2 separate regions of the Mus musculus genome follow, and region 2 is linked to region 1. Evidence: chromatin loops called from intact Hi-C (ENCODE). Cell type or tissue: left cerebral cortex. All regions are shown on one strand. Each heading gives the region's core, and the rest is flanking DNA. Links, peaks and the distances in the headings are about the cores only.

Region 1 (15,595 bases), core at 3,558-11,557:
AGGAACTGAATATATCTGTCTTTGAGCACGGGAAGAAAGAAAACCCAGTTTTGGGAGTACCATGCACTAGCCAGCTATTTTAGGGGGACAGTCTCCTTACAGAATTTTACAAGTAAACTGATTGATGCCTTCTTTTCTTCTTGACAGCTATCCCAGTAATATAATGATAGTAGTTATCTTAGTTAAGAACTCAGAAGTATGTCACTTCAAAAACGGCCATAACATAAATACTACGACCTATTTCTTGGGTCCCTTTTTAGGGGGGTGGTTGGGGTGCGCCTAGGGCCTTGCTCATACTAGGCAACGGCTACTCCAAAGCTATACTCTTAGCTTTTTGGGTTCTTTATATTTTGAGAGAAGATCCTACTAAATTGCTCAGGCTGGCCTAGTACTGACATCCTCCTGTATCAGCTTCCTGAAGAGGTGGGATTACAGGCCCAAGCCACCAGGAACAACTGCCCCAGGACCTTAAAAAATAACTGAAGAACACATCGCTGAGTCTACTTTGCCCCTTCTCAACATTCTCATTTGCCTTTTCCTTCAGGAATAAGTTGCAAGAACCTACATAGTTTGGTTTCCTGCATCAGGACCTCATCTTCTTCAATCAAATATCAGCTGGGTGAAATTTTCTTCTAGAAGCTTCAGTGGAGAAGAATCTGCTTTCGGGCTCATAGGTTTGGGGTACAATTTATATACATGCAACTACAGGAGTTATTCATATTTGGTCCTTTGTCAGCAAAGGACAAGCTCAGCACTGGGATGCTATCCGAAGTTCTTCATTTCACACTGACTGTGCTCTCCATATAAGTAAAAAAACTACAGACTTCTTTTCTTCATGGCCAGGTGGAGAGAGAGAGAAAGAGAAAGAGAAAAAGACTACCCCCTGGGAGTCCAACACCTCTGCAGAAAGGGCAAGTGGGTAAATGTAATCAATGTTTCCATTTTATGTTGATTAGAAAGAAAAATCATGGCGCCTGCCCAAACTCAACACTGTCAGCGCCAGAACACAATGACACTAAGAACAACCTTGGAAGCTATATACTACATGGGAAGAAGAAACTAACTGTACTTCTCAGCCTTTGAGTATAGATTTACACTTTATTACCAGGTATAAATCTTCATATTTCCACCAGTAGGGGAAAAAAGGACCCACACAAATTCAAAATAACAAAAAACCATACTAAAACCACAGACTTCATAGACCTAAGGAACCACTTATTTATAAGCCAACTGGCTCTTTGCAGTTTGTTTAAATCATATATATATTCTTCCAATTCACTTAAAACTGTTACTTAAAACTAACACTTCCCTGCAGAGTAAATTTGTCAATTAGCACTTTGTATTTCAGTTATTAAAGAAATGGTAAACGGAAATTGGCTTTTATGGTTTTCTTTTTGAAACAGGATCTCGTAATTACGGCTGACCATAAACTTCCAATCATTACCTCTACTCATGCAACTGGAAGATCTTTTTAAAATGTTCTCATCTCCATATCTCCACTATATACATTTTCTACTGAAACAATTATTTTTCTTTTTCCTTTTAGATAGGGTCTTACCATCTAGCCCTAGGTGGCCTGGGAACTCACAGTAATCTGCCCCCTGAGTGCTGGGATTAATGATATATTAATGTATACAAAATTGAACTTTTAAAAACATTTTAATTTTTTATTACATATTTTCTTCATTTACATTTCAAATGCCATCCCAAAAGTTCCCTATACCCTCCCCCCACCCTGCTCTCCTACCTACCCTCTCCCACTTCTTCGCCCTGGCATTCCCCCGTATTGGGGCATATAAAGTTTGCAAGACCAAGGGGGCTCTCTTCCCAATGATGGCCGACTAGGACATCTTCTGCTACATATGCAGCTAGAGACACGAGCTCTGGGGGTACTGGATAGTTCATATTGTTGTTCCACCTATAGGGTTGCAGACCCCTTCAGCTCCTTGGGTACTTTCTCTAGCTCCTCCACTGGGGGCCCTGTGATCCATCCAATAGCTGATTGTGAGCATCCACTTCTGTATTTGCCAGGCACTGGCATAGCCTCACATGAGACAGCTATATCAGGGCCCTTTCAGCAAAATCTTGCTGGCATATGCAATAGTGTCTGGGTTTGGTGGCTGACTATGGGATGGATCCCCAGAATCACTTAACTCAGTGTATCCTTTACCCTGTTAACAGAAATCTACGGCTGGTGAGAAGGCTCAGTAATTAAAAGTATTGGCACCATGACTGATACTTCTTTGATCCCTAGGACATACATGTTTGGAAGGAGAGAACTGACTTCTGTAAATTGTCTTTTGGCCTCCACTTGCACACCACAACATGTGTTTATATACAAAAACACACAAGTTAAAAATGTTTCATACTCCCAAATGAGCTCGGGTCTTTGGATATATGGGGTAGGATGGAGATACATTTTACAGAAATACAATTCTAAATGACGAACAGTTATGGTTTGGATCTGAAATGTTCTCTGAGTATTCTAAAGATTTGCTGCTCAGTGTACAGGGAAGTGGTACAACCTTATGAAATGGTTTAGTTCCTGGGTATGTGTGCTTGAGGTATATCAAGAGCCTGGGTCCCTTTCTACTCTGTCTTTTTATCTCTCTCCTTCCCAGTCCATGACTGGAAAGGAGGCTCTCTGCCATAAGTTCCATGTCATGATGTTCTTCCTTGCTACAGGTCTAACAGCAAAGCCATCAAATGAACACTAACTCGGAAACAATGAGCTCAGATAACCTTTTCCTGGTAGTTTGAATGAGAATGGCCCAATAGGCTCATATATTTGAATACTTGGTTCATAGTTGGTAGAACTATTGGGAAGATTAGGGGCATGCATAGCCTTGTTGGAGGTGTCACTGGGGGTGGGCTGTGGGGTTCCAAACACCATCCCCAGTTAGTTTTCTTTGACTCATAATTGTTGATCAGAATGTGAGCTCTTAGGTACTGCCCCAGCACCATACCTACCTGCTGCCACATTCTCACCACAATGGTCACTGACTCACCTTCTGAAACTAGACCCTCCAAATAAACTTCTAGAAGTTGCCTTGGTCATGGTGTTTCTATTACAATAGAAAAGTGTTTAATGTGTTTTTCAGTTTAGGTTGTTTTTTGAGGTATTTTGTCACAGAGACAGGAAGCTAACATTGATTTAAATTATTTTACTACTTAGATCTTTCTGTGATGGTTCATAAACTTATTACTCATATTTTTGTATGTATTTACTTATTAAATTGCAGAGCAGTTGCATACTATAATAAAGGTCTTGTCTTCCTCAAGTATACTAGGATCTACATTCACCTTTGGAATATCACGTATCATGACACTAAGTCAATTATATGTAAGAAAACAAACAAAACCCAAATAATCTTCAACAAGAAACAGTGTACTAGTCAAGAGCTATTGCAAGCTATTTTCTTTTTTGGTTCTTCAGGCAAATATTTCTACATAGCCCTGGCTGTCCTGGAACTCACTATGTAGACCATTCTGCACTGAAACTCGCAGAGATCTATCTTTGGCCCATGTGTGCTAGGATTAAAGGCAAATGCCAACATGCCCAGAGCACTTTTTAAAAAGTATATTAATTTCTGCATGTGTAATAAAGTACCTAATGACAATGAAATTTCAATTATTTTGCAATGAACAATATTCATTACATACCAAATTGTCCACTCCTTTGTTATTTAACCCAGCACTGCAAAATTTCCCACATCACTTTGCTTTTCTATGTAATAGACCACTTCAAGCCTAGAGGTAGCATATTTCCTTGCTATATTTACCTACTATCAAGTATCTCACAGGTAAAAAACAGAGATAACAAATCAAACACATATAGGGCTTATTATGTATTTGGTTTTGAAATTTGGTATTATACAGATATGCTAAAATCCAATTTCAGTCTCAGAGCAGTATAAAATGATTTCTGAATGTCTAAATGATATAGTTCTTTCTTTTTATAGTGTATTTGTGTATGTGTGTATGCTGCATGTATGTAGGTTTACATGACAGTTATATACATCACTCGCATGGTAGTAGGGTCATAGACACAAGTATCAGTGACCAGTCTTTTTACAAAAGTGTTGGTTCCTTCGACTCAGATCCTCCTGCTTGTATAAAAAGTGCTCTTACTTATTGAGCCATTTCCACATCCTCTAAAAAAAAGTCTTTCTAGGCAGAGCTGGCTATGATCAGGATATCCAGAACTATGAATCTTCTGAGTTGGGATAAAGACATCAGTTTACATTAAAGTGCCATCTGGAGCTATTCCAGGCACTAAAAGCCCTCAGGTCAAGCAAGACACCAGTGAGATCCTGCAGAAATACCAGCCCCTTTTGAAGTACCAATGGATACAACGGCCATCTGTGTTTTTAAATAGCAAGTGTGCAGAGAAGAAACAAAGTGGAACAAAAATAGAAGTGCCATCACAGTGCCAAGGAATAGAATGTCTTTCCTAGAAATGAGTTTTATTGCTAGCATGGCACTCACAATCTACTAATATTACTCCATCTAGTACTTTTTAATCTCCTATTACTTTGATATCTAAGTATTTAAACAAACATTACTTTTTCTTGCTAGACTTTTGTTTGTTTGTTTGTTTGTTTTTGAGACTGGGATTCTCTGTGTAGTCCTGGCTTGCCTTCAAGTCATAGAGAGTAGCCTACCTCTGCTTCGCAAGTGTGCCACCACTGCCTGGCTCTTCCTAGACTTTTATGTATGTGATCTCAAAGGCATAAGTAAATTTCAAAATTGTCATTGTGGTGAGAAACCCATTTCTGCAATCTGTCCTCTGACCTCCTCGTATCCTCTGTAGCGTATGTGTACTGCAAAATAGATTGTAAAAATGTAATATTTTTTAATCTACCATGTGTGCCAACTTCCCTCTTGCCCCCGCAAGAGACATAATTTTCATTTTTTAAATGTATATTTGCCTGCGTGTATGTATGCATGCATGTTCCTAGTGCTTATTGAGGTCTAAAGAGGGCATTAGATTCCTCAGAATTAGATGACGAGTTACCATATGGAAATTGAATTTTGATCCTCTGCAAGAGCCATAAGTGCTTTTAAGGTCTGGATCATCTTCTCCAGCCCATGTCACACATTAAAATCTCTCTAGCACTCTCTCTCTCTCTCTCTCTCTCCCTGTTTCTTTCTCTCTCACACATACACACACACACACACCAGCTATCCTTAGGCTACTGATTTAATTGCTTTTATACTGAAGAAGAGTAGGAAAATAAGTAGGAAATATGTAACTATTCTAAAAAATCATTGACGAAAACCCAACATGGGGTTGGATGTATAGCTCAGTTGATAACTTTCCTGTTAAGCACTTGAAAGGCTTAGTTGAATCCCTAGCATTACCAAAAGAGAAAAGGGGGTAGAGTGGGGGGACAAATAGCCAACAAGTCCCCAATTTTTGGGTAATACATTTGGAAAGGTTTAATCTCTTCAACTTTGGCTCTTTTTTCTTGGTGTACTATTTAAAAACAAACAAAAATATAAAACAAAACAAAACAAACAAAAACCACTGTTGTCCTCCCCCATGTTGCTTTGATTGCTACCTTTGATATGTTTCTGAATTTATTTAGACTTTAGGACTTGTCTGTGTACTCACCAAATATGTTTTTGTTGTCTGAAGTCATCACTTGGAGACAGTAATGGAAAGACCCGAGTTTCCCCACTTAGCTGTGTGACCTTGAGTGAGCCACCTCAACTGGAAAGTAGAAAACTATACTTGGCCTAATACAGAGCAACAAATTATTTCATTTAAATAAACACTAAATACTTGCTTTGCTTTTCATATTAGGAAATATGAGAAGATATTCTTGATATTCTGTTTACAGGAAACCTGGTGGTAAACAGCACAGGTTTTGTTGTCAGAGGAGTCCTGTTTCTTGAATTCAAGCTACTGTTGGTTAGCTCTGTAGCCCTCCGCCATCTTCCTATTCTCTCTGCCTTTCACTTCTTTGTCTACTTGAGTCAATCTCTCTCCTCTTTAGAAAACCATTGTAGGGATGAAAGAGGGCCTGAATAAGAATAAGATTTCTTTCAACATACACCACATTCTACTTGATGGAATGCTAGTTAAAATTTTCTTCCTCTATTATATAAGAGTCTCAAATTGTGTCACTGTCCAGGGATTAGAAATGACAACCATAACATAGGAAGAATATCGAGGTTAAAAAAAGGACTTTATTTTCTACCCATCTTTAGTCTTGGAACCAATAACGAGAATCTCCTTGTTTCTGTTACTATAGATATATGTGCAGGACTGAATACAATGAAGTATCTAATAATCAGGATTGGATTCAAAGATAATTAACAGAAGACATTTCAAGTTTAACAGTTCTCTAGTAGAATATGCCTGATTGGCTGCACATGAGATGATCACAAATGAAAGATCAAAGGAGAGCAGATGGGAATACCACACAACAGAGAGCTCCTGAGGCAGGACAAATGCTAAGCGCTCAAGGAGTTCAAGAATTGAGACTGGGTCCCAACTCTGAGAGATTCCAGGTAACTTATCTCGACCTCAGGTCTTGATCAGATAGATAAGTATCTGCTTTACCCGTGTCCTAGGAGAGATGTGATCCAATGAAATCACATGACAATCTTATCTAGAGTTAAGAAAACATTACTTTAGGAGACACACGATGACTTCTAGCAGCAATTAGCTGACAAGTCCAATGGCAGGGACAGAGACTAGGAAGTCAACAGTATCTGAGTCTGTTGAGTGTTTATGTTCCTGGTGCTGAAAGCAGCGGGTTGGAGCTAAGCAGGCTTTGCCTAGGGGCTGGCTTTTTGCAAAGTTAAGGTTCTGGGGCCCGGAACCAGCGAGGTTGTAGCCTCCTCAGACCCGACCTTCAGTCCCCTCAAGTGAGGAGCCGGTGGGGGCATCAGTGTCTGGCTGCCATCAGCCGCGACCCCCAAGTCTCTTAGGAGCGGAGTCAGGGGTATAACAGCGGCTGCCTACCATCAGCCTCATCCTCAGTCCCTTTCAGGTGAGGCGCTGATGGCCAGCAGGGTTGGGCCACAGGGGTCCCCAACGCCCTCCCTCGAACCAGGGAACCGCTGCCTTCCTGTCGCCTTGCACGTACGCAGACGACAGAGGCTGTTACTTACAGGCCGCTCGCCGAGGCACACCTGAAGGGGAACTCGCCAAGCCTCTGGCCACCACCGCTCTCCACGCTTAAGGCACCGGACTTTCGCCTCAGCTCGGACAGCAGAGAGCTGAATCTGCTCAGGTACAAAACAGCAGGCGAGCTGCCAGCCAGCCTGACAGGGAGGACGTCCTCGGGGCGGGGCGTGGCGTCCGCGGGACACGCCCCCAGAGGCCGGCTCTGGCCTTGCTCCACCTCTTCCGGCCTGCTCTCTGTTTGCCACCACCGCCTCCTGCAGGGCCCACACGCTTCACACTTCCCTTAGGCTGCCGGTCCGCTTCCGGCCTCGCGGCGCGCACGCGCACTCATAGGAGTGTTTTGACAGCTCCGGGCCTGGAGAAGGAGCAGGTGTCGCGAGAGTGGGCAGCGCGCCGCCTAGCGAGAGCTGGAATTATGGCGAACCTGGGAAGTGAGGCTGAGCGGGAGCCCCTCTTGGGCCCGGGATCACCGGAAAGCAGGTGAGCAGGCGGGTGGGACTAGCTGGGAACAGTGAGTCCACTGTCCGGACCCGAAACCCGGCTGCACATGCGCATGCCCAGCAACGCCTTCGGAGCTGCTTAGGACAGGCTCCGGGATAATCGCGTGTACTTGGGAATAGAGGAGAATCTTGGTGCTTGGAGAACTTGTGTACCTAACAAAGCTGGGCAGGGGGATGCTTCACAAAGGTCACAGCAGTTTCACATTGTAGCCCTTGTGCTGTGTGTCTTAAGCATCTGCCTGAATCCTGTTATGGTAATTCCTTCCTCCTTGAGAATTTCTTTTTCTTCACTATTTTTCCTGTTTTGTATGAAAAAACCTAAGCTGCCTCTTTTACAGCAGACACTGCATTCTGTTGACCCTGTGTAGCTGTCCACTGTCACAAAAGCCCCAAATGGTGGTTTTAACCGACACTCAAGAGCTAAACTTGAGTTAGACTTTTCCTAACCTAATAACTTCTTCATATTTTGCAAATAAACCCACTTAAAATGACTCACACTTTGCTCAGTATCACAGGTCCAAAATAAACACACCTTTAAGCGTTTCATTAGTATTTTCATCCTTGTAATTCTCATTTTGATCCTTATTCATGAGCACTAATTTAGAAAAGTTGGGCTTGTCTTACTGTAGCAATATGTATTTTTACCTTTACGAAGCAGTAAGTATTATTTCATCGAGTCTTTTGTTTGAAGCGCAGTGTGTGTTTTATTAGGTTCATCTTTTGAGGGGGAACAGGTGGCACATGCATCATGGTTTGTACAGAGGCCAGAGGATGGATTACAATTTTATGTTTCTTGATTTTATCTTGAGGTGATTAAAATGAGTAGCAGTGTTGACATTTGTTTTAAAAGAGCTGCATCCCCCAGGCCTGTTGAGACCTTCGAAGCTGTTGGCTTCTGCCCTGCTTTTTGCTGTGCAGCCATCCTTTTGGAGTTCTTAAGCTCTGTAGTTGTCCTGCCTATTCCACGCCTAGAAGAGACCATCCCTCTTCTCCCTTTTGAAATCTGTCAGCAACCCTCATTTATGTTACCTGCAACTCCTGCCAACAACTTTTTTTCTTCCAGGCTTGTTATTTGCCGGGACCCTGAAGTTATTTTTACTTACTGTAATTTTGTGCTTCTGATGTACAGGCTCTGCCAGGCTAGAGCTCCCTGTTAGTCACATGCATAGGGCTGTGGCATTTCCATTTCCTAGCCTTCTTTGTGCTGCTTGCTTTTCTTCTGTTGTATTTCATGTCAGGCCTGTGTTTTCCAGAAAGAGCGTGGGATCCTTGAGTCATAGATGTACAGCTAACCATAGAAATATGATTTTGATTGAAATAAGCTTAAACACATTTTCTCTTACTTTTCTCTCCCTTTTAAATAAGTGATTGTGTTAGGCTTCATCTATAGGTGAAGATGGACAGATGTTCCTGTCCATGAAGAGTTCATTAGATTGAACTCTATGTTCTGTGTTTAGCATTTTAAAAATTAAAAGGAAACATTTTCAGAACAATTCAACAAGTATTCTGTTTTTAAAATCATAAGTTGATTCCCTAGTTATGACTAACTGCAGGGTTTGCTCACTTGTACTTTACTGTACAAAGTTCAGTATAGTAAGCCAGCAGCCCTTATCAAACAAGATTGACTAATCAGGATTTATTGATGTAATTGGCTTAGATCCTTCTTTTCTTGAGTGTCTAGTGCTCTCAACTGACTTCCTTTATGAATTTTATTTAATAGAGCAGAGGCCGACACTTTTTCTGTAATAGACCCATTGGTGTATAGTTTAGGTTTGTTGGTTCAGGCCCAAAGGCAAAGTCATGGATAGCATAGATACTTAGAAGAGAAAATCTGCAGATCATACTAAATGAGTGCATTGTTTAGTCAGTAGGTTGGTCTATTGAGGAGAAACTTGGTCTTTGAAGTTAGTCTTTTGTCATCTGGTAACAACTATTCACCTGTAAACCAGTTTTATCTATCAAGCTAAAGACTGGTGGTGTCTGGATTTGACCTAAAGATTATAGATTGCTAGCCTTACCTTAGGTTTTTTTGAAATACTACAGACACTTCAAATTCTTATTTCAGTATTTGTCAATAAAAGAAATATTACTGCACCCTCTGTCCTTACATGTCTGCACTACCTCCCTCCTCTCTTCCCTCACTCCCTTCCTTTCTTCCTTCCTTTCAAGTAAGTTCTCACTTTGGAGCCCAGGCTGGCTCACAGCTCAGTCTGGTAGAGGCTGGCCTTGAACTTAGGGTCTTCCTGCTTTCCCTCCTTCGTAGTGCAATAACAGTAATAGGCAGGTGCTAGTATGCTTGTCTTACAGTGCAGACCTTTTATTTCTGTCATATGTCTGCAGTTATATTCAGTACTGCTCTCTCCAGATGCTCACCCTTCTTGCTCTCCAGTTCTGAGTCTGACTGTTCTGCCTTTCTGTAGTGAGACCAGAGCGAATTTTGAAAGTGCAGTGCTGCTCTGCCCCAGACTCTGTACAAAAACACACACTGAATCATATTGTTTTACCCAGGTGTTCAGTTCATGCCAGTGTATTATGTATTTTTCTTGGATTTTAAGTCATATATTTGTTAAACATTCTGCCATCTGGAGCTGTGGTTATCAAAATATTAGAACACCATGGTTTTACTTGAGAGAGAATTCCATCAGGAAAATGAATGCCAGGATACAGCAGAACTAGTAGATAGAAGGTAAACGTTAAACAAATCCCCTTGGAAAGATGTACAGCATTTTTTGTTTGTTTGTTTGTTTGTTTGCTTGCTTGTTTAGACAGGGTCTCACTATGTGTGTGGAGCCGCACTCACATTTGCCATTACAAGATGGCGCTGACAGCTGTGTTCTAAGTAGTAAATAATCTGCACATGTGCAGGGGCAGTTTTCCTGCCATGTGCTCTGCCTTTCTCGTGACGACAACTGGGCCGATGGGCTGCAGCCAATCAGGGAGTGACACGTCCTAGGAGGAGGATAATTCTCCTTAAAAGGGACAGGGTTCTGGCACTCCCTCTCTTCGCTTCTTCGCCTCTTCTTCTCTTCGCCTCTTCGTCTCTTTCTCTTCATCTTTTCCTCTGCTCTCTCTCTCTTCCTCTCTGCCTCTCTCTGCCGCGCTCTTCCTCTCTTGCTCCTGAGTAAGCAATAAAGCTTTGCCTCGTCTTTCCTGGCCGGTCGCAAACGCGTGCAAGAACTATGTATCCCTGGCTGGCCTGGAGCTACTATGTACCTTCAAACTTACAGAGATCCTGCTGTCTCTGCCACCTAAGTGCTGGGATGAAAGGCATGCGCCATGACACCCAGGTTCAGTTTTTCTTCTTACACCCCTGTAAAGCAGAAGTCTGTAAAGCTCAGCCTCAGCCATCTAACATGTGTGTCATCAAAATAAAAAATGTATGCTAATTCAGTAAATCAACATCCATATTCTGTTATTCCTTCTAAATTAAAAAAAACATAATAAAAATTTATTACTTTAAAAGATTTCAAATACATACAAAGATTGAAATAATCTACCTAATGCTAATATCTTTCCAATTAGTTTTTCCCCAGAAGTCAGATGTCTTTATACACACACACATCTATTGCTAAAGTAAAGTAAGTTTCAGATATTACGAATATGTTATTGCAGTCTGCCTTTTCCAAGAACAAATACTTCCCTTACACAACTCCACCAATATAATTAGAAACAACAATTAAGGAGTATTATACAATTTATACTCTGTATCCACTCTAATAATGCAATGAACACACATACATACTCATACAAGCCAGTTACCGTTCCTGTGTTGGTTCCATCCTGTTTTGAACTCTAGTTTAGAACTGTCCCAGCACTTGGGAGGCAGAGGCAGGCAAATCTTTGTAAGTCTGAGGTCAACCTGGTCAACATATCGATTCCCAGGACAGCAGGACTACCTAGAGAGGTCCCGTATCACAAAACAAAGCAAACTTTTACTGGTCCTATGTTTGCTCATGTAAGAGTTGACTACTAGGTCTGGGTCAGTATACCTAAGGGCTATCTCACAATCTAGCTCCATGGACTGTTTCTTAGTCACAGGACTGTCACATAACTAATACTGAGAAATGCTAATATATTCCCTGAGAAGTGCAGGCTGCCAGGTCCCCATGATGGAGAATGTCAGACTGAATGTCGTGCACAGATACACATGAAGGCAAAACACTCATGCACATAAAAGTAAATTTAAAAACAAAAACAAACAAAAAAAAAAACCTAGAGGCAAAGTCTTGCTGTCTGTTCATCCCAGGCTGGTGAGGAGCTTGCCATCTTCTTAGCATCTTGACCGTTTTTTTTTTTTCTCCCCAGAGTGTCTTGGATCCCAGGCTTACCTTGAAGTTCCTATATAGCCCGAGAGATGACCTTTAATTCCTGACCCCTTGTCTAATGTTGAGACACCTGTTATGCCTCAGTTACTTAAGTGCTAGGATTATGGGTTTGGCAAGAAAAGCTTGTTTTTGTTTCTTTTGTGAGACAAGTTCTCACTTTATAGTCCCGGGTATCCTGAATCCACTACATACCACTGAACATGTAACTGCCTTTTGGCCAGGAAAGATTTTTTTCTTTTAACTAGGGTCTCACTATGTAGCTGTGGCTGTCCTGAAACTCCCTGAAGCCCAGAGCTCCACCTGCCTCTGTTTCCTGAGTGCTAGTGCCACTACTACCCTGATCCTTCTTATAGAGTGATTATGTGTTTCATTTCTAATCATCAGAGATTAATAATGGGTCTCTAAAAGTATAATACTAGCAAAGTATTAAATTGATACAAGAATCTATATTCTGAGATTCAATGATGCATGCTTTTCCCAGTATGTAATTAACTGCAATGGTATACATTAAATTCAAGTATGTTGATTTTGTAATACATGTTTATCTTTTTCAGATATTTTATATCACGATTAAAAGGTCTGTGTGTAGGTCACTATATTATATCTTCAGTGCTTTAAGTACTCAGAATGTATCAGTAATGGGGGCTGGAAAGATGGCTTAGTGGTTGTAGGAGATTGCTCCTCAGCTTGATGACCTTAACTTTGATTCTTGGATCTACTGGGTAGAGAAAACTGACTCTCAGTTTATCCTTTGACCTCCACATACATGCTACAGCACTCAAACACAAATGTAAAAAATAAAACATGAGTAAATATAATAAAAACGAAACACACAAATATCAGTAATGAAATATCCTTGGCAAATAGTACATCTAAACATGTTTCTTCTTCCCTGCCATTTCTTGGTGGTTTGTTTGAGATAGGGTTTGTCTGTGTAGCCCTGGCTGCTCTGGAACTTGATCTAGGCTGCCCTACAACTCACAGAGAATCACGTGCCTCTGCCTCTCGAGTGCTGGGATCAAAAGGCATGTGCTACTACCAGCCTCCTTCTGACAATTCTAAGTCGTTACATTTGAAAAAAGAAAGCTTTTCAATGATGATTAAATTTGACAACATCACAGTCTATTTTATAAAATATTCTGGGACCACAGACATCATGATAACAGAACTTTACTGAGGGAAGAGGATTTAGACTCCAGCCTGGCATAGAACCATTTCTTAACAAATAATAGTGGTAACAGAAACAAATCAACCAATCCCTTTCTCCAAAAATCAACCAATCCCTTTCTCCAAAAGAAAATCCTCCCAAATGCTGAGATTACAGAGTTGGGCCAGTATTCCCAGAAATAAAGCTAAACATTTAAGAGTAGGCCTTCCATAATTTCTGACTAGATTTGCCTAACATTTAGAATGGACAATAGTGCTGGGCTGTAACTGGGTGGTAGAGTACTTACCTAGAATTTGAGGTTCCCCTATCACTACAGAAAAGTAAAACAAACAAACAAAAAAGGGCAACATTGACAAATAGTGTAAGAGTTTTTCCATTATAGTATTGAGTGGGGAAACCTATCAGAAATCAGGACTTTGCCTCTGAAGTATGGCATCCTCAAGTAAGTTAGTTCATATTACTTCCCTTGAGATGGTGTTCCAGCTCCCTCGCTTCCTTGCAGTGAAGTGCTCTTTCAAACAGTACAGACAATTTCCCTCTGACAAAGTGGCCTTTCTTGCACTCATGTGTGCTGTGAGAGGACAGAGACAAATTCTTTGCCCTTGCTAGATCAAGCATAGTCAGGGACTATAATTACCTCGTTGTTTCTATTTTGTTATTAGAATTTATTATTATTCCGATAACTAACATTTTACTGCTTGATAAAATAAGCATTGTGTATATAAATTGTCAGGTTTAGAATATCTTAAAAAAATCTTTGCTGTATTTCCAAAAGCTATGGCTCCAATAGTGATTACATCGTTATAATGCAAGTAAACATGTCTGCCTCTTTGCAGGTTTTTCTATTGTGATAATGTCCATCTGGCCATATCTTCAAAAGGTTTGTGCACTTCACTCTGTTTTTGAACTAATAGTAGAGGTAACTCTAATATTATTGAGCGTTGTCTAAAGAGTGTCTTTAGTATTTTGTAGTTTGATCTGTTTAGAATAACTTAGAGTAATAATTACTCAATGGCAGTATAAGTTGGTCATATGCTTTATTGTACAGACAGAAACATTTGAAGCAGAAAGGGTGCTGGGCCAAGAAGCAGACAACTGCCTGGAGAGTAGCAGACAGAGTAAAGCTGTGGTTACCAACTTACTCAGTTGTCCCTGAGTCACTACCTTGTTGCATCCTCCCGAGGGAAGAGCAGCTCAAGAAGACAAGTGGATTCTTAAAGTGTACAGATCATATTTCTGAGGAATAGTTTCACGTTTTCCTGTGGAATTAATTTGGGTTTTCAGGAAAGCTGGTGTAAAGTATAGCCAATGTGGCTCTCTTGATATTCCTGGGAGATTGGTTTTCAGGTCCCCCAAAAGTATACCAAAATGTGTGGATGTGAAAGTCTGTTACATAAAGTGATGTAGTGTGGGAAGCCACATGTGCCGTTGCAGGGTGGCGCTGGCTACCACTGGCCACCACACGTAAGTTTGGGTAGACACCCAATGTGTACATATGCAGTAGAGTTTTTTTGCCAAGATGAGGTTTTGAGTATTAACCAATCAGATGAGAGACATGCAAATGAGGTATGTTAACCAATCAGATGTGAGACATGCAAATGAGATAGTAAGCATAACCAATCCAGGTGTGAGACACGCCTCTCCTAGGCCTATATAAGCAGCACCAGTTCTGGGCTTGGGGGTCTTTTCGCCTCTGCAATCAAGCTCTCTCAATAAATGTGTGCAGAAGGATCCTGGTGTGGCATCTGCTTTGCTGGTGAATCGGGCTTGCACAAGAAGTGGTGCCAAAACCTGGGATGAGACATCTTCAGGCACGAGCGAAGACCCCCTGCTACAGGGAGGATTCAGAACTATATCGCGGGGAAGGAGTGGCTAATGAAGTGTTCCCGCAAGACAGACTGCTCAGAAGGATTCGAATGTGTGGATTCAGAACAATTCAGCTGGGGAATGGTGGTACTGGTAAGTATAAAGAAATTAATGTGAGTCTCTGAGAGGCATGCTTTCATACGAAATAGATCCGATAATTGTCGCTGGGGTTGTGCTGCTTGCTATCTTTCTTGCCTTGATTTTATGCCATTGCCTTAATTGTCATTGCCCTGGGCACGAGTGTATCTGCTGGGAATAATTTCACGTAGATAACACTTTAGTCCAGGACGATCATGGGTACTGGCCAGTATATGCCCTTAGTAGGGCCGGTGCAAGCCTTGCTTAAAGAAAGAGGTTTAAAGATTTCGGAAAGCACAGTGAGCGGGTTTTTGAAAGAAATAGACAGACTCACTCTTTGGTTTGCCCCTATTGGGTGCTGACGCTTCTTAGTTGGGAAAAGTTGGGAAAAGATATAGCAAGAGAGGAAGCAGACGGGAAAGTAAAAGCAGGAACAAGGCCGTTATGGAAATTAATTAAGGCTTGTATCCAGGACATGAAATGTGAGCTAGCTGTTAAGGAAGCGCCGCGACTTTTA
Region 2 (15,595 bases), core at 3,976-11,975, 48 kb after region 1:
AAAGAACTGAAGAACACATCGCTGAGTCTACTTTGCCCCTTCTCAACATTCTCATTTGCCTTTTCCTCCAGGAATAGGTTGCAAGAACCTACATAGTTTGGTTTCCTGCATCAGGGCCTCATCTTCTTCAATCCAATATCAGCTGGGTGAAATTTTCTTCTAGAAGCTTCAGTGGAGAAGAATCTGCTTTCGGGCTCATAGGTTTGGGGTACAATTTATATACATGCAACTACAGGAGTTATTCATATTTGGTCCTTTGTCAGCAAAGGACAAGCTCAGCACTGGGATGCTATCCGCAGTTCTTCATTTTACACTGACTGTGCTCTCCATATAAGTAAAAAACTACAGACTTCCTTTCTTCAGGGCCCGGTGGAGAGAAAAAGAAAAAGAAAAAGAGAAAGAGAAAGAGAAAGAGAAAGAGAAAGAGAAAGAGAAAGAGAAAGAGAAAGAGAAAGAGAAAGAGAAAGAGAAAGAAAGAGAAAGAGAAAGAGAAAGAGAAAGAGAAAGAGAAAGAGAAAAAGAGTACCCCCTTGGAGTCCAACACCTCTGCAGAAAGGGAAGTGTGTAAATTCAATGTTTCCATTTTATGTTGATTAGAAAGAAAAATCATGGCTCCAGCCCAAACTCAACACTGTGAGTGTCAGAACACAATGATCTTAAAGAACAACCTTGGAAGCTATATACTACATGGGAAGAAGAAACTAACTGTACTTCTCAGCCTTTGAGTATAGGTTTACCCTTTATTACCAGGTTTAAATCTTCATATTTCCACTAGTAGGGGAAAAAAGAACCCACACAAATTCAAAATAACAAAAAACCATACTAAAACCACAGACTTCATAGACCTAAGGAACCACTTATTTATAAGCCAACTGGCTCTTTGCAGTTTGTTTAAATCATGTTTATATTCTTCCATTCACTTAAAACTGTTACTTAAAATTAACACTTCCCTGCAGAGTAAATTTGTCAATTAGTACTTTGTATTTCAGTTATTAAAGAAATGGTAAACGGAAATTGGCTTTTATGGTTTTCTTTTTGAAACAGGATTTCGTAATTACGGCTGACCATAAACTTCCAATCATTACCTCCACTCATGCAACTGGAAGATCTTTTTAAAATATTCTCATCTCCATATCTCCACTATATACATTTTCTACTGAAACAATTATTATTATTTTTCTTTTTCCTTTTAGATAGGGTCTTACCATCTAGCCCTAGGTGGCCTGGGAACTCACAGTAATCTGCCCCCTGAGTGCTGGGATTAATGATATATTAATGTATACAAAATTGAACTTTTAAAAACATTTTAATTTTTTATTACATATTTTCTTCATTTACATTTCAAATGCCATCCCAAAAGTTCCCTATACCCTCCCCCCACCCTGCTCTCCTACCTACCCTCTCCCACTTCTTCGCCCTGGCATTCCCCCGTATTGGGGCATATAAAGTTTGCAAGACCAAGGGGGCTCTCTTCCCAATGATGGCCGACTAGGACATCTTCTGCTACATATGCAGCTAGAGACACGAGCTCTGGGGGTACTGGATAGTTCATATTGTTGTTCCACCTATAGGGTTGCAGACCCCTTCAGCTCCTTGGGTACTTTCTCTAGCTCCTCCACTGGGGGCCCTGTGATCCATCCAATAGCTGATTGTGAGCATCCACTTCTGTATTTGCCAGGCACTGGCATAGCCTCACATGAGACAGCTATATCAGGGCCCTTTCAGCAAACTCTTGCTGGCATATGCAATAGTGTCTGGGTTTGGTGGCTGACTATGGGATGGATCCCCAGAATCACTTAAGTCAGTGTATCCTTTACCCTGTTAACAGAAATCTACGGCTGGTGAGAAGGCTCAGTAATTAAAAGTATTGGCACCATGACTGATACTTCTTTGATCCCCAGGACATACATGTTTGGAAGGAGAGAACTGACTTCTGTAAATTGTCTTTTGGCCTCCACTTGCACACCACAACATGTGTTTATATACAAATACAAACAAGTTAAAAATGTTTCATACTCCCAAATGATCTCGGGTCTTTGGATATATGGGGTAGGATGGAGATACATTTTACAGAAATACAATTCTAAATGACGAACAGTTATGGTTTGGATCTGAAATGTTCTCTGAGTATTCTAAAGATTTGCTGCTCAGTGTACAGGGAAGTGGTACAACCTTATGAAATGGTTTAGTTCCTGGGTATGTGTGCTTGAGGTATATCAAGAGCCTGGGTCCCTTTCTACTCTGTCTTTTTATCTCTCTCCTTCCCAGTCCATGACTGGAAAGGAGGTTCTCTGCCATAAGTTCCATGTCATGATGTTCTTCCTTGCTACAGGTCTAACAGCAAAGCCATCAAATGAACACTAACTCGGAAACAATGAGCTCAGATAACCTTTTCCTGGTAGTTTGAATGAGAATGGCCCAATAGGCTCATATATTTGAATACTTGGTTCATAGTTGGTAGAACTATTTGAGAAGATTAGGGGCATGCATAGCCTTGTTGGAGGTGTCACTGGGGGTGGGCTGTGGGGTTCCAAACACCATCCCCAGTTAGTTTTCTTTGACTCATAATTGTTGATCAGAATGTGAGCTCTTAGGTACTGCCCCAGCACCATACCTACCTGCTGCCACATTCTCACCACAATGGTCACTGACTCACCTTCTGAAACTAGACCCTCCAAATAAACTTCTAGAAGTTGCCTTGGTCATGGTGTTTCTATTACAATAGAAAAGTGTTTAATGTGTTTTTCAGTTTAGGTTGTTTTTTGAGGTATTTTGTCACAGAGACAGGAAGCTAACATTGATTTAAATTATTTTACTACTTAGGTCTTTCTGTGATGGTTCATAAACTTATTACTCATATTTTTGTATGTATTTATTAAATTGCAGAGCAGTTGTATACTATAATAAAGGTCTTGTCTTCCTCAAGTATACTAGGATCTACATTCACCTTTGGAATATCACGTATCATGACACTAAATCAATTATATTTGAGAAAACAAACAAAACCCAAATAATCTTCAACAAGAAACAGTGTACTATTACAAGCTTTTTTTTTTTTTTTTATTTCTACATAGCCCTGGTTGTCCTGGAACTCACTATGTAGACCAGGCTGGACTGAAACTCGTAGAGATCTATCTTTGGCCCATGTGTGCTAGGATTAAAGGCAAATGCCAACATGCCCAGAGCACTTTTTAAAAATTATATTAATTTCTGCATGTGTAATAAAGTACCTAATGACAATGAAATTTCCATTATTTTGCAGTGAACAATATTCATTACATACCAAATTGTTCACTCCTTTGTTTTTTAACCCAGTACTGCAAAATTTCCCACATCACTTTGCTTTTCTATGTAATAGACCACTTCAAGTCTAGAGGCAGCATAGTTTCTTGCTATATTTACCTACTATCACGTATCTCACAGGTAAAAAACAGAAAACAAATCAAACACATATAGGGCTTATTATGTATTTGGTTTTGAAATTTGGTATTATACAGATATTCAAAAATCCAATTTCAGTCTCAGAGCAGTATAAAATGATTTCTGAATGTCTAAATGATATAGTTCCTTCTTTTTTTTGTGTGTATTTGTGTATGTGTGTATGCTGCATGTATGTAGGTTTACATGACAGTTATATACATCACTCGCATGGTAGTAGCGTCATAGACACAAGTATCAGTGACCAGTCTTTTACAAAATGTTGGTTCCTTCGACTCAGATCCTCCTGCTTGTATAAAAAGTGCTCTTACCTATTGAGCCATTTTCACATCCTCTAAAAAAATCTTTCTAGGCAGAGCTGGCTATGTTCAGGATATCCAGAACTATGAATCTTCTGAGTTGGGATAAAGACAACATCAGTTTACATTAAAGTGCCATCTGGAGCTATTCCAGGCACTAAAAGCCCTCAGGTCAAGCAAGACACCAGTGAGATCCTGTAGAAATAGCAATCCCTTTTGAAGTACCAATGGATACAAGGGACATCTGTGTTTTTAAATAGCAAGTGTGCAGAGAAGAAACAAAGTGGAACAAAAATAGAAGTGCCATCACAGTGCCAAGGAATAGAATGTCTTTCCTAGAAATGAGTTTTATTGCTAGCGTGGCACTCACAATCTACAAATATTACTCCATCTAGTACTTTTTAATCTCCTATTACTTTGATATCTAAGTATTTAAACAAACATTACTTTTTCTTGCTAGACTTTTGTTTGTTTGTTTGTTTGTTTTTGAGACTGGGATTCTCTGTGTAGTCCTGGCTTGCCTTCAAGTCATAGAGAGTAGCCTACCTCTGCTTCCCAAGTGTGCCACCACTGCCTGGCTCTTCCTAGACTTTTATGTATGTGATCTCAAAGGCATAAGTAAATTTCAAAATTGTCATTGTGGTGAGAAACCCATTTCTGCAATCTGTCCTCTGACCTCCTCGTATCCTCTGTAGCATATGTGTACTGCAAAATAGATTGTAAAAATGTAATATTTTTTTAATCTACCATGTGTGCCAACTTCCCTCTTGCCCCCCCAAGAGACATAATTTTCATTTTTTAAATGTTTATTTGTCTGAGTGTATGTATGCATGCATGTTCCTAGTGCTTATTGATGTCTAAAGAGGGCATCAGATTCCTCAGAATTAGATGACATGTTACCATGTGGAAATTGAATTTTGATCCTCTGCAAGAGCCATAAGTGCTTTTAAGGTCTGGATCAACTCTCCAGCCCATGTCACACATTAAAATCTCTCTAGCTCGCTCTCTCTCTGTCTCTCTGTCTCTCTGTCTCTGTCTCTGTCTCTCACACACACACACACACACACACACACACACACACCAGCTATTCTTAGGCTACTGATTTAATTGCTTTTATACTGAAGAAGAGTAGGAAAATAAGTGGGAGGGATGTAACTATTCTAAAAAATCATTGAAGAAAACCCAACAAGGGGTTGGATGTATAGCTCAGTTGATAACTTTCCCGTTAAACACTTGAAAGGTTTAGTGGAATTCCTAGCATCACCAAAAGAGAAAAGGGGGTAGAGTGGGGGGACAAATACCTAAGTCCCCAATTTTTGAGTAATACATTCAGAGAGGTTTAGTCTCTTCAACTTTGACTCTTTTTTCTTGGTGGACTATTTAAAAAATATAAAACAAAACAATACAAACAAAAACCACTGTTTGTCCTCCCCCATGTTGCTTTGATTGCTACCTTTGATATGTTTCTGAGTTTATTTAGACTTTAGGAGTTGTCTGTGTCCTCACTGAATGTGTTTTTGTTGTCTGAATTCATCACTTGGAGACAGTAATGGAAAGACCTGAGTTTCCCCACTTAGCTGTGTGACCTTGAGTGAGCCACCTCAACTGGAAAGTAGAAAACTATACTTGGCCTAATACAGAGCAACAAATTATTTCATTTAAATAAACACTAAATACTTGCTTTGCTATTAGGAAATATGAGAAAATATTCTTGATATTCTGTTTACAGGAAACCTGGTGGTAAACAGCACAGGTTTTGTTGTTAGAGGAGTCCTGTTTCTTGAATTCAAGCTACTGTTGGTTAGCTCTGTAGCCCTCTGCCATCTTCCTATTCTCTCTGCCTTTCACTTCTTTGTCTACTTGAGTCAATCTCTCTCCTCTTTAGAAAACCATTGTAGGGATGAAATGAGGACCCGAATAAGAATAAAATTTCTTTCAACATATACCAAATTGTACTTGATGGAATGCTAGTTAAATTTTTCTTCCTCTATTACATATGAGTCACAAATTGTGCAACTGTCCAGGGATTAGAAATGACAACCATAACACAGGAAGAATATTGAGGTTAAAAAAAAGGACTTTATTTTCTACCCATCTGTAGTCTTGGAACCAATAACGAGAATCTCCTTGTTTCTGTTACTATAGATAAATGTGCAGGACTGAATACAATGAAGTATCTAATAATCAGGATTGGATTCAAAGATAATTAACAGAAGACATTTCAAGTTTAACAGTTCTCTAGTAGGGTATGCCTGATTGGCTGCACATGAGATGATCACAAATGAAAGATCAAAGGAGAGGAGATGGGAATACCACACAACAGAGAGCTCCTGAGGCAGGACAAACGCTAAGCGTTCAAGGAGTTCAAGAATTGAGACTGGGCCCCAACTCTGAGAGATTCCGGGTAACTTATCTCGACCTCCGGTCTTGATCAGATAGATAAGTATCTGCTTTACCCGTGTCCTAGGAGAGATGTGATCCAATGAAATCACATGACAATCTTATCTATAGTTAAGAAAACATTACTTTAGGAGACACACGATGACTTCTAGCAGCAATTAGCTGACAAGTCCAATGGCAGGGACAGAGACTAGGAAGTCAACAGTATCTGAGTCTGTTGAGTGTTTATGTTCCTGGTGCTGAAAGCAGCGGGTTGGAGCTAAGCAGGCTTTGCCTAGGGGCTGGTTTTTTGCAAAGTTGAGGTTCTGGGGCCCGGAACCAGCGAGGTTGTAGCCTCCTCAGACCCGACCTTCAGTCCCCTCAAGTGAGGAGCCGGCGGGGGCATCAGTGTCTGGCTGCCATCAGCCGCGACTTCCAAGTCTCTCAGGAGCGGAGTCAGGGGTATAACAGCGGCTGCCTACCATCAGCCTCATCCTCAGTCCCTTTCAGGTGAGGCGCTGATGGCCAGCAGGGTTGGGTCACAGGGGTCCCCAACGCCCTCTGTCGGACAGGACACTGCTGCCTTCATGCCGCCTTGCACGTAAGCAGATGACAGAGGCTGTTACTTACAGGCCGCTCGCCGAGGCACACCTGAAGGGGAACTCGCCAAGCCTCTGGCCACCACCGCTCTCCACGCTTAAGGCACCGGACTTTCGCCTCAGCTCGGACAGCAGAGAGCTGAATCTGCTCAGGTACAAAACAGCAGGCGAGCTGCCAGCCAGCCTGACAGGGAGGACGTCCTCGGGGCGGGGCGTGGCGTCCGCGGGACACGCCCCCAGAGGCCGGCTCTGGCCTTGCTCCACCTCTTCCGGCCTTCTCTCTGTTTGCCACCACCGCCTCCTGCAGGGCCCACACACTTCACATTTCCCTTCGGCTGCCGGTCCGCTTCCGGCCTCACGGCGCGCAAGCGCACTCGTAGGAGTGTTTTGACAGCTCCGGGCCTGGAGAAGGAGCAGGTGTCGCGAGAGTGGGCAGCGCGCCGCCTAGCGAGAGCTGGAATTATGGCGAACCTGGGAAGTGAGGCCGAGCGGGAGCCCCTCTTGGGCCCGGGATCACCCGGAAGCAGGTGAGCAGGCGGGTGGGACTAGCTGGGAACAGTGAGTCCACTGTCCGGACCCGAAACCCGGCTGCACATGCGCATGCCCAGCAACGCCTTCGGAGCCGCTTAGGACAGGCTCCGGGATAATGGCGTGTACTTGGGAATAGAGGAGAATCTTGGTGCTTGGAGAACTTGTGTACCTAGAAAGCTGGGCAGGGGGATGCTTCACAAAGGTCACAGCAGTTTCACATTGTAGCCCTTGTGCTGTGTGTCTTAAGCATCTGCCTGAATCCTGTTATGGTAATTCCTTCTTGCTTGAGAGCTTCTTTTTCTTCACTATTTTTCCTTTGTTTTGTATGAAGAAACCTAAGCTGCCTCCTTTACAGCAGACACTGCATTCTGTTGACCCTGTGTAGCTGTCCACTGTCACAAAAGCCCCAAATGGTGGTTTTAACCGACACTCAAGAGCTAAACTTGAGTTAGACTTTTCCTAACCTGCCTAATAACGTCTTCATATTTTGCAAATAAACCCACTTAAAATGACTCACATTTGCTCAGTATCACATGTCCAAAATAAAGACACCTTTAAGCGTTTCATTAGTATTTTCATCCTTGTAATTCTCATTTTGATCCTAATTTATGAGCACTAATTTAGAAAAGTTGGGCTTGTCTTACTGTAGCAATATGTATTCTTACTTTTACGAAGCAATAAGTATTATTTCATCGAGTCTTTTATTTGAAGCGCAGTGTGTGTTTTATTAGGTTCATTTTTTGAGGGGGAACGGGTGGCACATGCATCATGCTTTGTACAGAGGCCAGAGGATGGATTACAATTTTATGTTTCTTGATTTTTATCTTGAGGTGATTAAAATAAGTAGCAGTGTTGACATTTGTTTTAAAAGAGCTGCATCCCCCAGGCCTGTTGAGACCTTCGAAGCTGTTGGCTTCTGCCCTGCTTTTTGCTGTGCCGCAATCCTTTTGGAGTTCTTACAGCTCTATAGTTGCCCTGCGTATTCCACGCCTAGAAGAGGCCATCCCTCTTCTCCCTTTTGAAATCTGTCAGCAACCCTCATTTATGTTACCTGCAACTCCTGCCAACAACTTTTTTTCTTCCAGGCTTGTTATTTGCCGGGACCCTGAAGTTATTTTTACTTACTGTAATTTTGTGCTTCTGATGTACAGGCTCTGCCAGGCTAGAGCTCCCTGTTAGTCACGTGCATAGGGCTGTGGCATTTCCATTTCCTAGCCTTCTTTGTGCTGCTTGCTTTTCTTTTGTTGTATTTCATGTCTGGCCTGTGTTTTCCAGAAAGAGTGTGGGATCCTTGAGTTATATATGTACAGCTAACCACAGAAATATGATTTTGATTGAAATAAGCTTAAACACATTTTCTCTTACTTTTCTCTCCCTTTTAAATAAGTGATTGTGTTAGGCTTCATCTATAGGTGAAGATGGACAGATGTTCCTGTCCATGAAGAGTTCATTAGATTGAACTCTATGTTCTGTGTTTAGCATTTTAAAAATTAAAAGGAAATATGTATGCTGTTTTTAAAATCATAAGTTGATTCCCTAGCTATGACTAACTGCAGGGTTTGCTCACTTGTACTTTACTGTACAAAGTTCAGTATAGTAAGCCAGCAACCCTTATCAAACAAGATTGACTAATCAGGATTTATTGATGTAATTGGATTAGATCCTTCTTCTTTTCTTGAGTGTCTAGTGCTCTCAACTGACTTCCTTTATGAATTCTATTTAAGAGAACAGAGGCCGACCACTTTTTCTGTAATAGTCCTATTGGTGTATAGTTTAGATTTGTTGGTTCAGGCCCAAAGGCAAAGTCATGGATAGCATAGATACTTAGAAGAGAAAATCTGCAGATCATACTAAATGAGTGCATTGTTTAGTCAGTAGGTTGGTCTATTGGCGAGAAACTTGGTCTTTGAAGTTAGTCTTTTGTCATCTGGTAACAACTATTCACCTGTAAACCAGTTTTATCTATCAAGCTAAAGACCGGTGGTGTCTGGATTTGACCTAAAGATTATAGATTGCTAGCCTTACCTTAGGTTTTTTTGAAATGCTACAGACACTTCAAATTCTTATTTCAGTGTTTGTCAATAAAAGAAATATTACTGCACCCTCTGTCCTAACATGTCTGCATTACCTCCCTCCTCTCTTCCCTCACTCCCTTCCTTTCTTCCTTCCTTTCAGGTAAGTTCTCACTTTGGAGCCCAGGCTGGCTCACAGCTCAGTCTGGTAGAGGCTGGCCTTGAACTTAGGGTCTTCCTGCTTTCCCTCCTTCGTAGTGCAATAACAGTAACAGGCAGGTACTAGTATGCTTGTCTTACAGTGCAGACCTTTTGTTTCTGTCATATGTCTGCAGTTATATCAGTATGCTCTCTCCAGATGCTCACCCTTCTTGCTCTCCAGTTCTGAGTCTGGCTGTTCTGCCTTTCTGTAGTGAGACCAGAGCGAATTTTGAAAGTGCAGTGCTGCTCTGCCCCAGACTCTGTGCAAAAACACTCACTGAATCATATTGTTTTACCCAGGTGTTCAGTTCATGCCAGTGTATTATGTATTTTTCTTGGATTTTAAGTCATATATTTGTTAAACATTCTGCCATCTGGAGCTGTGGTTATCAAAATATTAGAACACCATGGTTTTACTTGAGAGAGAATTCCATCAGGAAAATGAATGCCAGGATACAGCAGAACTAGTAGATAGAAGGTAAACGTTAAACAAATCCCCTTGGAAAGAAGTACAGCATTTTTTGCTTGTTTGTTTGTTTGTTTTAGGTTTTGTTTGTTTGTTTAGACAGGGTCTCACTATGTAGCCCTGGCTGGCCTGGAACTACTATGTACATGGCTTCTACCTTCAAACTCACAGAGATCCTGCTGTCTCTGCCCCCTAAGTGCTGGGATGAAAGGCATGCGCCATGACACCCAGGTTCAGTTTTTCTTCTTACAACCCTGTAAAGCAGAAGTCTGTAAAGCTCAGCCTCAGCCATCTAACATATGTGTCATCAAAATAAAAAACGTATGCTAATTCAGTAAATCAACATCCATATTCTGTTATTCCTTCTAAATTAAAAAAGAGCATTATGGGGGGGGGGGCTAGAGAAATGACACAACGGTTAAGAGAGCAGACTGTTCTTACAAAGGTCCTGAGTTCTAATCCCAGCAACCACACTGTGGATCTGTAATGAGATCTGATGCCCTATTCTGAAGGGTCTGAAAATGTGTACTTACATATAATAATAAATAAATAAATCTAAAAAAAGCGTAATATATACTTATTACTTTAAAAGATTTCAAATACATGGAAAGATTGAAATAATTTACCTAATACCAATTAGTTTTTCTTCCCAATTAGTTTATCTTCACCAGTCAATTGTCTTTACACACACACACATCTAATGCTAAAGTAAAGTAAGTTTCAGATATTACGAATATGTTATTGCAGTCTGCCTTTTCCAAGAACAAATACATCCCTTACAAAACTCCACCAATATAATTAGAAACACCAATTAAGGAGTATTATACAATTTATACTGTGTTCCATTGTTTCTCTAGTAGCTCTAATAATGCAATGAACACATACATACTCATACAAGCCAAGTATTGTTCATGTGTTGGTTCCATCCTGTTTTGAACTCTAGTTTAGAACTGTCCCAGCACTTGGGAGGCAGAGACAGGCAAATCTTTGTAAGTCTGAGGTCAACCTGGTCAACATATCGAATTCCAGGACAGCAGGACTACCTAGAGAGATGCCGTATCACAAAACAAAGCAAACTTTTACTGGCTGTTACTGGTCCTATCTTTGCTCATGTAAGAGTTGACTACTAGGTCTGGGTCAGTGTACCTAAGGGCTATCTCACAATCTAGTTCCATGGACTTTCTTAGTCACAAGAGTGTCACATAACTAATACTGAGAAATGCTAATATATTCCCTGAGAAGTGCAGGCTGCCAGGTCCCCATGATTGAGAATGTCAGACTGAATGTCGTGCACAGATACACATGAAGGCAAAACACTCGTGCACATAAAAGTAAATTTAAAAACAAAAACAAAAAAACTAGAGGCAAAGTCTTGCTGTCTGTCCATCCCAGGCTGGTGAGGAGCTTGCCATCTTCTTAGCATCTTGACCTTTTTTTTTTTTTTTTCTTCCCAGAGTGTCTTGGGCCCCAGGCTGACCTTGAAGTTCCTATGTAGCCTGAGAGATGACCTTTAATTCCTGACCCCTTGTCTAATGTTGAGACACCTGTTATGCCTCAGTTACTTAAGTGCTAGGATTATGGGTTTGGCAAAAAAAGTTTGTTTTTGTTTTTTTTTGTGAGACAAGTTCTCACTTTACAATCCTGGGTATCCTGGATCCACTACATACCAAGGTTGGCACTGAACATGTAACTGCCTTTTGGCCAGGAAAGATTTTTTTCTTTTAACTAGGGTCTCACTATGTAGCTGTGACTGTCCTGAAACTCCCTGAAGCCCAGAGCTCCACCTGCCTCTGCTTCCTGAGTGCTAGTGCCACTACCACCCTGATCCTTCTTATAGAGTGATCATGTGTTTCATTTTTAATCATCTGAGATTAATAATGCGTCTCTAAAAGTATAATACTAGCAAAGTATTAAATTGATACAAGAATCCATATTCTGAGATTCAATGATGCATGCTTTTCCCAGTATGTAATTAACTGCAATGGTATACATTAAATTCAAGTATGTTGATTTTGTAATACATGTTTATCTTTTTCAGATATTTTATATCACGATTAAAAGGTCTGTGTGTAGGTCACTATATTATATCTGCAGTGCTTTAAGTACTCAGAATGTATCAGTAATGGGGGCTGGAAAGATGGCTTAGTGGATATAGGAGATTGCTTCTCAGCTTGATGACCTTAACTTTGATTCTTGGATCTACTGGGTAGAGAAAACTGATTCTCAGTTTATCCTTTGACCTCGACATGCATGCTACAGCACTCAAACACAAATGTAAAAAATAAAACATGAGTAAATATAATAAAAACGAAACACACAAATATCAGTAATGAAATATCCTTGGCAAATAGTACATCTAAACATGTTTCTTCTTCCCTGCCATTTTTTGGTGGTTTGTTTGAGATAGGGTTTCTCTGTGTAGCCCAGGCTGCTCTGGAACTTGATCTAGGCTGCCCTACAACTCACAGAGAATCACGTGCCTCTGCCTTCCGAGTGCTGGGATCAAAAGGCATGTGCTACTACCAGCCTCCTTCTGACAATTCTAAGCCGTTAAATTTGAAAAAAGAAAGCTTTTCAATGATGATTAAATTTGACAGCATCACAGTCTATTTTATAAAATATTCTGGGACCACAGACATCGTGGTACCAGAACTTTACTGAGGGAAGAGGATTTAGACTCTGTGGCCAGCCTGGCATAGAACCATTTCTTAACAAATAATAGTGGTAACAGAAACAAATCAACCAATCCCTTTCTCCAAAAGAAAATACTCTTGGAACATAAGTGGGCACTTTTTCTGTTTAAGTGTTTCTGGATTTGTTGAAAGAGCAATAACCACATCAAGGTAAATTTGCCAACTCTGTTTGGTACTTATACGGTCATTTAATGAGCATAAAACTCAGGCATCACCTACAGAGGTAGGATGTCAGTTATATACTCACTTTTAGTGAGTTACAAGTTTATTCAGAAGACAAAAACCAGTCTGCTCTATCACATAAGCTCTTTGGTCCACGAGTAGAACTTATTTGGTAATTCATGTCAGAGCAAAGGGCGGTGGTCCAGGAAGCTCCAGGCTGGCACCGTCTTAGGTTCCATCATTCCAGTCAGAACAGCTCACAGCAAAAGTAATATGCTTTCATCAAGAATGAGTGCCAGCAACATGAGAGTAATTACAGAAAAGTAGATCTTTTTAAAAAAGACTTATTTATTTATTTATTTATTTAATGTATATGAGTATATCATTGCTGTCTTCAGACACACCAGAAGAGGACATCAGATCCTGGAATTGAATTCAGGACCTCTGGAAGAGCAGTCAGTGCTCTTAACAGATGAGCCATCTCTCCAGTCATTTGTGTGTGTGTGTGTGTGTGTGTGTGTAGGCACGTGTGTGCCATGTTATACATGTAGAGGTCTCTAATTCTACTGTGTGGGTTCTAGGAAGGGAATCCAGGTCATTGGGCAGGAACCTTTACCCATCTCACCATTCTCATAGTAATTAATTTTCAGTATATCCCATTTGGGGCACATCTATTTCTTGTAGCTACTTTATGTAACTTTTCTTGAGAAAGGGTGTTCATTCATCCTGTTAGGTTAATACCTTTCTCTTGCATGTAGCAATAGAAAAGGGGAGCTGGGGACATGGCTCAGTGGTTAAAATGCTTGCTGTGCAAGCGAGAGGACTAGAGTTTGGATCCCTAGAAATTCATGTAAATGCCATGTGGTTATGATGGCCCACCTGTAATTCCAGCATCGAAGGAAAGAGCCAGGGGTCCCAGAGCAACCTGGCTAGCCAGACTGTCCATATCTTCCATCAGGCCACCATATGCACACTCACACCATATAAACACTAAAACTTGAAAGCGAAAAAAAATAGTGAAATAATTGCTTTGAAAAATGTTTTACTTTTAAAAGGTATCTTGTATCTTCTAAATAACTGTGTCTAGTGGTGCATTAATACAGTCCTAGAATCCAGGGAAATTTAAAATGCTTTTTCAGAGGTGAATTAGTGTAACCATAGCCAATATTAATAAATTTTGCTTGTTATATACGTTTCATATCTTTAGTTTGTTGGTTTGGTTTTTTGAGACAGGATTTTCTATTTAGCTTTGAGTGTTCTGGAACTTGATTGTAGACCAGCTAGCCTCCAACTTAGAGATCTGCCTGTTTCTGTCTCCTGAGTGCCTGGATCAAAGCACTGTGCCACCACAGTGTGGCCCAATTGTTAATGCATAAATACCTGCTCCTAGTGATCAGGAGGTCCAGAACTTGTGCATTACCCCAAATGCTTGGGGTTTTCTAGTTCCTGGATCTTTGGAGGAGATAGTACACGTGCATTTTGCTGTAATTCACTGAAGTCAGATGGGGGAATCTCCGCCCACAGTTAACATTTTGGATTTGGAGTTTTGAGATTAGGAACTCTCAACTCTGTTAACCCTTTTCTTCTTTCCACCTAGAGAATGGAGCGAGATAGAAACCCAAGAGCATTACAAGAGTAGATGGAAGTCTGTGAGGATTCTCTACCTTACCATGTTCCTCAGCAGTGTGGGTAAGTGCCGGAAGCTACACAGCTCTACAGTTCAGAGTAAAATGCTTTAGCTTTGGACAATTTGAAGATTAGTTACCTATCCATTTATTTGTTGTTTTTTGAGATAGGTTTTTCTGTATAGCCCTGCTTGTCCTGGAACTTTCTCTGTAGACTAGGCTGGCCTTAGGGATCTGCCTGCTCCCTCCCTCAAGTGTTGGGATTAAATGCATGCCCAGTTTACCTATTTAGAAAAAGCCTTACTATGTAGCCCAGGCTGGCCTTGAACTCAGGGTTCTACTATCTGAACCTCCCTAGTATTGAGATTATAGGTGTGTACCATCATACCAGACTGATTTGATTTCTTCCTTTAAAATAGTTTTTATTACTCAACTGTCTTAAGAAACGATTTCAAGTTTTATTACAGAAAACAATTGCTTCAGATATTAATTGGCATGCTAGAGATTTTACTTGATGTAACTTTCTTTATTGTAAAATGTACTTTTTTAATGTTCTGGTTGGGAGATATTTTGAGAGTTTCACTGTGTCCCCTACACTGTTAATCCTCCTGCTTCAGTCTCCTAAGTGCTGAGATTACACGTGTGGGCCACCAGGTCTGCCTAAGAATTAGCTTTTTAACTCTTTTATTCATCAGAGACAATTCAATTCTAAATACTTAGAGAGTTGTGTACACCTCAGTAATAGAGTGCTGCCTAGTATGGTCAGAGTCCTGAGGTCCCCAACACTGCCAAAAAATAAAATAATAATAATAATAATAATAATAATAATAATAATAATAATGAACACAAAACAAAGCCAAAACACAAAAAAAACTTTAAAAAACAAAAACAGGAAGATGAGGCTAATAATAAAGTCGGCTATATTCAAAACAGATGTTGGGACACCAGGATGACTCAGTGGATAAAATTCAACTAAGGACCTGAGTTCAATCTCTGGAACCTATATAGCACAGGCTACATACTGCGCCTCTATCTCAAAAAAACTAGACTTCTATTTTTTCTTTTGCAGTTATTATTTTGTCTATGTGAGTATTTTTCCTGCACGTGTATATATGAAGAGGTCAGAAGCTGTTGGGTCCCTTGGAACTTGGGAACCAGAGTTACAGATGGCTGTGTGCCAACATATGGGT

What was found. Peaks named below come from ENCODE experiments on the same cell type or tissue, not always from the same donor. Only the 100,000 strongest peaks of a DNase experiment are listed, where the experiment ranks them.
Region 2: a loop joins it to region 1, with 2.4 times the contacts of the local background. A loop is called at or near these places in 20 of 42 quality-filtered maps.

What each region holds. Positions count from the first base shown.
Region 1 is chr3:40,885,974-40,901,568 of GRCm38, reverse strand. It overlaps Abhd18 (abhydrolase domain containing 18), which reads right to left and starts at 7,310. Exons shown (of 13, transcript NM_026622.4): 1 at 7,126-7,310. 6430590A07Rik (RIKEN cDNA 6430590A07 gene) reads left to right here and starts at 7,465. Exons shown (of 3, transcript NR_166482.1): 1 at 7,465-7,621; 2 at 13,971-14,014; 3 at 14,861-15,595. It overlaps 1700034I23Rik (RIKEN cDNA 1700034I23 gene), which reads left to right. Exons shown (of 1, transcript NM_028494.3): 1 at 1-1,373. In left cerebral cortex, for the core only: a CTCF peak has its summit at 7,443; DNase peaks (open chromatin) are centred at 6,971, 7,432, 8,483, 8,835 and 1 more place; H3K4me3 peaks cover 2,341 bases; H3K27ac peaks cover 1,367 bases.
Region 2 is chr3:40,838,288-40,853,882 of GRCm38, reverse strand. It overlaps Mfsd8 (major facilitator superfamily domain containing 8), which reads left to right and starts at 7,029. Exons shown (of 12, transcript NM_028140.5): 1 at 7,029-7,242; 2 at 14,378-14,469. The coding sequence starts at 7,178. It also overlaps the pseudogene Gm2011 and the pseudogene Gm10731. In left cerebral cortex, for the core only: CTCF peaks have their summits at 6,641 (motif pointing left), 6,975 and 7,180; DNase peaks (open chromatin) are centred at 6,147, 6,679, 7,130, 8,162 and 1 more place; H3K4me3 peaks cover 2,204 bases; H3K27ac peaks cover 1,405 bases.